Regions from separate parts of the Homo sapiens genome. Here region 2 is linked to region 1. The links are chromatin contacts, found by Hi-C in ENCODE. All regions are on one chromosome and are shown on one strand. The core of a region is the stretch at or near the end of the contact, and the rest is flanking DNA. Distances in the headings are between cores, read along the strand shown. Region 1 has its middle 28 kb from the start of WEE1. Region 2 holds the start of IRAG1-AS1 (IRAG1 antisense RNA 1).

Evidence for each region. A loop is a pair of places that touch in the nucleus more often than their neighbours do. Pooled maps may share reads with other maps.
Region 2: a pooled map shows a loop between it and region 1 (7-fold over the local background). The contact joins the promoter of IRAG1-AS1 here to the enhancer-like site in region 1. A Hi-C loop is called at or near these places in 6 of 50 pooled maps.

Annotation. Positions count from the first base shown.
Region 1 is chr11:9,599,578-9,602,865 of GRCh38, forward strand. No RefSeq gene overlaps it. Among named protein-coding and RNA genes, the nearest start is that of WEE1, 28 kb to the left of the region's middle. RefSeq lists enhancers at 1,038-1,117, 1,165-1,718, 1,378-1,547, 1,608-1,837. Within about 2 kb of position 1,999, at least 17 of the 41 ENCODE cell types and tissues checked have a DNase peak (open chromatin) inside an H3K27ac peak, as active enhancers do.
Region 2 is chr11:10,539,873-10,542,973 of GRCh38, forward strand. It overlaps IRAG1-AS1 (IRAG1 antisense RNA 1), which reads left to right and starts at 1,364. Exons shown (of 4, transcript NR_046375.1): 1 at 1,364-1,670. RNF141 (ring finger protein 141) reads right to left here and starts at 1,315. Exons shown (of 6, transcript NM_016422.4): 1 at 1,250-1,315. RefSeq lists an enhancer at 1,391-1,500.

The DNA of each region.
Region 1 (3,288 bases), core at 749-3,248:
TCACTCTGTCACTCAGACTGGAGTGCAGTGGCACAATCACGGCTCACTGTAGCCTCGAACTCCTAGGCTCAAGCTATCCTCCTGCCTCAGCCTCCAGAGTAGCTAGGACTACAGGCATGCACCACTATGTCTAGCTAATTTTAAAATTTTTTGTAGAGATGGGGTCTTGCTGTGTTGCCCCGGCTGGCCTCACACTCCTAGGCTCAAACAATCCTCCTGCCTCGGCCTCCCAAAGTGCTGGGATTACAGGCATGAGCCACCACACGCAGCCTTAAGCTTCCTCGTTAAAAGATGGAGCAAAATACTGAAGCTGGGGAAGACAGAGGACCTGGCTCCACCACATGCTTCCCAATTAGATTCCTGGCTTCGACACTGAAGGGACCAGAGCATACAGGGAAATGGCACTTACGTTTACTTTGCTGATTCAATTTTTTGGTTCATTTTTTTCAATCAACATTTTTTTAAAATTTTTATTTTTATTTTTTGAGACAGAGTCTCACTCTGTTGCCCAGGCTAGAGTGCAGTGGCACGATCTCGGCTCACTGCAACCTCCACCTCCCGGGTTCAAGCCATCTTCACACCTCATCCTCCCAACTAGCTGGGACTACAGGCTTCTGTCACCATGCTTAGCTAATTTTTGTTTGTTTGTAGAAACGGGATTGTTGTCTAGGCTGGTCTCAAAGTCCTGAGCTCAAGCCATCTGCCCACCTTGGCCTCCCAAAGTGCTGGGATTGCAGGTGTGAGCCACCATGTGCAGCAACATTTACTTTAAGGACTTGCACTGTGCTAGTCCTTGCACCCTCATGTCTCCTGCGCCATCCTCCTGCTCCCAGTGTTCTGGTGCTGTCTCCTCTGTGCCCAGGCCTCTGTGCCTGAGACTTGGGCAATGTCAACCCCAGGTCCCCTTCTTTCTCCTGGTACCTGAATGCTGAGCAGTTACTAGCTAGTGCTAGACACAGATACAAATACAAACAAGATAATCCTTCTTCCTTCTCCATTGTACACAGTGTAGTGGAGGTATTAGGCAGAAACAACTAACCATATACAATAAAATAATGTCCTTTTGTGGCAAGCATAGGTCACTATGGGGACCAAATGGTAAGCAATGAATCCACGGGATAAAGAGCTGGGTATTGCTGTTCGCAGGAGAGGCGACACCTCATCTAGGGCTTGAAAGATGGATAAGAGTTTGCTAAGTGGATGAGGCAGAAGGGTTTCCTAGGTAGCGGGATCCATCATCATGAACAAGGCCCAGAGGAATGCAGCTGTGCAGGTTATTAGGGTGGCAAGAGCATAGTGTGTTTCACTGCCAGTGAAGCCAGTTTCACTGCCAGATTCATGTTTTCCATTGCTGGGTTTCAATTCTGCAATAAGCAAACTTCTGAAAAATATGAATTTCTGTTTATTCTTGTTCAGACCAAAGCTGAAAATATTGATGAATGAGCAAATGAAAGGAATGTATATAAGAGAGCTTAGGCTTTTTCCATCAAGGAATGAGTCACAACAACCCTGGGAAGAAAAGAAGAGAAGGACTTGTGTCACCATTGCAATGCTGTCCTCTTCGGAGCCCCATCTTCTTCTGGCAAGGGCCCAGAGCAGCTGCTCTTGCTGCAACACCAGCTCTGCCGTCTGCTCCTTCAGCAGGCTTGATCTAGGCACTGTCCCTCATGTCCCCTGCACCATCCCCCTGTCTCCAGTGTTCCTGGTGCTGCCTCCTCTGTGCCCAGGCCCTTGTGCCTGAGTCTTGAGCATTACCACCCACAGGTCCCCTTGGGTCCCTTCCTATCTCTTGGTTCCCGAATGCTGAGTGGCCCCAGCAGAGACAGAGCTGGAGGCTGGTGGTGGAGGGCAGAGCTGTACTTCGGAGCTGAGCATTTCTTCCCCTTTGGCAGAGCAGCTGCTTCTCTATCTTTCTTACTCTTTGGTGTCCAGACAGCACCAGGAAGAATCTAGCTCCCTCCCCGACAGGAAGTAGTATGCATATTTCCTGCTGAGCCCCAAGAGTGTTGCTGGTGTGAGGTTGACTGGAGGACTTTCCCACAGGCTGGGTTTGCGGTTTAATGTGAAAGCTGAAACTAGAGGAGGAGATGCTAACCAAAGTGGCCAGAAGGTGAATAAGAGCTCAAACCTTAGGGAGCAGCAAGGGCCAGTGCAGATGTCAAATTCAATTGCAAGCCAGAGGCAGAAGGCTTGGATCCCGGCTTGCACCTGGAGTGAGTGGGAAGGGCCTGGGACAATCACTGCCCACTCTCAGCTGCCCACTTGTCAGTTGCATGCAGTTGGTCTGTCACACAGGCTCATGCATGACCACATACACACACGCACACACACACACACACACACACACATTGGCTCACACATCTAGGGGGGCAGAAAATACCCTCACCCGGGGAGGGACCCAGACCCACGTGGGGAGTCTGCAACACAAATGCCCCTTCCCCTCACCTATTCTTCTGCACTAGGTTTTTTTGTTTGTTTGCTTGTTTTTTGGTTTTTGGTTTTTTTTTTTTTTTTTTGAGACAGGGTTCTACTCTGGTCACCCAGGCTGGAGTGCAGTGGTGCGGTCCTGACTCACTGCAACCTCTGCCTCCTGGGTTCAAGCGATTCTCCTGCCTCAGCCTCCTGAATAGCTGGGATTACCGGAGTTACTGTGCCCGGCTAATTTTAGTATTTTTGTAGAGATGAGGTTTTGCCATAGTGGCCAGGCTGATCTTGAACTCCTGGGCTCAAGAGATCCGCCTGCCTTGGCCTCCCAAAGTGCTGGGATTACAGGCGTGAGCCACCACTCCCGGCTGCACCAGATCTTAGAAGGAAACCCTTCCTCAACCTCCAGTCTTCTTACGGAGCACGTGCAGATTTACATCTGTAGATGTTTCCCTTCCAGAAGACTTCAAGGCTCTCCCTTTGGGCATAATAAGAAAAGAGATCAACTCAGAGGGAGCAAACACAGAGGGAGGGTTTGGGTAGACACTTTTGCAAGCAGCCTGGGAGAGGGGCTGAGGCCTTGGAAGCCAGGAGACAGAGGACAGCCCAGGGGCCTGAGGGACTGACAGAGCAAGGAGAGAGGTCTCAGCCATGTTCTTACGTGTTTTGGCACATGACCTCATTATCATGGGCAACGTACTAAGGCTATTTGACTGTGTTGTGGGAAAGAATTGAAAAACACTTAGCGGCTGGGCATGATGGCTCACCCCTGTAATCCCAGCACTTTGGGAGGCCAAGGCAGGGAGATGGCTTGAGTGTAGGAGTTTGAGACCAGCCTGGGAAACATGGCGAAACCCCATTTCT
Region 2 (3,101 bases), core at 114-2,613, 940 kb after region 1:
CGTGTTTGTATTTAGATGGGAACCAAGAAGGATCAGGCTACACACATCGAATATAAAGTTCATTTACACCAAATGACAAATATTAATTTTTGAAACATATAGTCATATTCTTGAGAAAAAGTTCTAGAAACTGAAGTCAGGCAATGTGAAAGAAAAGGATAAAAATCCATACTATTTTTGAGCTCTGAATTCAGAAAGCATCACTTCTCAGACGGGTGACTTCGACATGGAGGTGACTAATTTAGGATCGTCGGCCGGTGGCAGCTCATGCCCCCAGACAAAATTCTGAATGGGTAGAGGTCATTTTATAGCAAGAAGAATGGGCAGAAGGGAGTGAAAACGAATAAATTCGTGCTGAAGATGTAAGAATTATAAACAATTGAAAGTGTTCCAGCAGCTTTATATATATGCCAGAGGCAAGAACTGAATTAGCTGGCACCGCTAAATAGGACAGTGTCAGAATATAAAAGGTACACTACCTTTAATAAGGGGCATAGGGATCGATTTCAATAACAATCGTAAATCCACATTTTGTAACGCCGAGACAAATAACTGAAGGAATAATTTCAAAAGCTAACACAGAAGCCTTCTGCTCCTGCTGTGTAATCACTACCTTCTTATTATTAGCAAGAAAACGTTCTTTTCTTAGCCGGGTCTCAAGGTAGCAGCTAGTTTGACAAGGAAAGACCTTTGGGAAGGGTAGCAGCCTAAGCCAATTCATAAGTGTGGGGCTGGCTAAGTAGATCGACGTGGCTATTTCTGAGCTATCGTCCCAGGCAAAAGGTTTCTTATTTGGGTGTCCAGCCCGGCGGAGACCGAGCCCGCGGGCCACCCTAGCGCTCGCTCTGGCTACGCCGCCTCAGCCCCTCCTCAAGCGCACCTGGACATTTAACCAACAGCTAAGTCCGGCGGCCGAATGACTGAGCCGGCGGCAATATTCAAACAACCGTTTTGGGATAGAGAAGGAAAAACTCTCTCCGGGTCCCTCAGAACCACCCCGAGGCGGGACAAGCCACCGCCACCCCGGGCAACTGGAACCCGCCGGGCAGAAGACGGGCGTCAATAGAATGGCCTCCCCAGCCGTCCCCACGCCCCAATCCGAGGCCCGGGGAGGGCGGCGGGGCTAGGCCTGTCTCCCCGCGGAAGCCTGGCTCGGCAGCGGAGGGCCCTCTGGGGTTTCTCTTCCCAGACCCAGAGTCCTGGAGCAGCTAGCAAGGGAAACACGAAAGGACAGCGCCGCGGAGCTCACCCCAGGTTCAAGGCATCGCGCACCCTGCGGCAGCGGCTGCGCTGCCTCAGCCCACAGCTCAGACCTGCGGGTGGCCGCGACTCAGGCCGGGACCCGGTCGCACCTCTGTGACGCAAAGCCCCGCCCCCCGCGCGTTGCCGGGAGACGGCGCCCAACCTTCCTCTGCAGCGCCCCTACCGACCCGCGCTCCGCAGCTCCTGAGGGCTTTCGAGCCCAGATGGTCATCTGAGACGAGAGGTGGCGGCGAAGGAGAGTCTCGCCTGTCACGCTCCCGGAGCAGGGGCTTCATGAGGTGGCCATGGAAACAGCCTGGCAGACTCCCATCTCTCCTGGTGCCATCTCCGGAGCGGAAAGTGGAGCGCCCCGCTGGCGACCAAGGCCGCACTGAGAGCCCTGGTTTGGTCAACAGTTGGGCTCCAAGGTACCACTTCCCAGACCTCCAGCCTCCCCACTGATGATAGATACACAAAGGTCATCTTGTTTCTTTATGAGGCAATGGATTGTGTTCACCTAGCCGAGTTGTTAAGCATAAGAGAATGTATGAAAAGTAATTACAAGGTTCAAAATCCTGAGCTTTGATAAATGATAGATATGATGATGAGCACATGTTAGTGATATTACTGCTCTGCGGGACGTCTGAATCAGTAATTGCTGTCTTTTAAGCATCTGTTGTGTGCCAAATACTGCACTAGGCACTTTACGGGCATTGCTCTTGTTTAAGTCGTCTGGTCAAAGTTGCCTAGACAATAAACAGCAGAGCAAGGATTTTAACCCAGGTACAGCTGACACTGCTGCCTCTATGCTTAGCAGTTAAACTGGTTTTTATGTTTCTTGTTTGTACACCCCTCCTTCACCAGTCACTTGTAGATTCACCTTGTGAAGAGCTAATTCTTCCCTCTAATAATAATACTCTTTGACCATTTACTATATGTCAAACCGTATTTTAAGGACTTTAAAGGTATTAATTCGTTTAATCTTCACAGCAATCCTGTGAGTAGGTATTATTAATACCTTCACTAAGACACAGGCTTAGAAAAGTCGATTAACTTTTCCAAGGTCAAACAACCATTAAGGAGCAGAGCCAGATTCAAACCCAAGCAGACAGAACCCTGAACCTGTGTTTTTAATTCCTGTTTTAAACTGCCTCGGTAGTACGGTAAGACTTCATTAGCGCTAGGTCCATGCCTGTTTGTGCACCATTATTTCCCTGACAGCCAGCATGGTACTTGTTCAATATTTGAACATTTGATGAATATTTGAACACTGGAAAAGGAAAAAGCTTAAAAATGAAGTATAAATAATGATTTAATAAATTCCAAAAGATATCAAATTCAACAAGATTCCATAGTTCAGCCTAATCCGGGCCTGGGAGTTAGAAATATTACTCTGTAAAAATTGCCTTCAATTAAACATTGTATTGGAAGTTCTGGTCAATGAAATAAAAAAAGACAAATATATAAAAGGCATCCAAGTTGGAAAGGAAGTTGTAGCACTGCATTTATTTGCATAAGAAAATTGTGGAATACTACAAAAAAGCTGCTAGAACTCATAAGTGAGTTTACAAAAGTTGCAAGATACAAAATCAAATATACAAAAATCAGTTGTATTTCTATATACTAGCAATGAACAATTAGAAATGGAAAATTTTTAAATATCTCTTATCAGCAAAAAAAAAAAAAAAAAAAAAAGCAGCAAATTTGGGACAAATTTGACCAAAGATGAGAAAGACATGTATACTGAAAACTATAAAATATTATGGAATAGCAAAGACATGGAATCAACCCAGGTGCTTATCAATAGTGGATTGGATAAAGAAAGTGTGGTACATATACGCCATGGAATACTATACAAC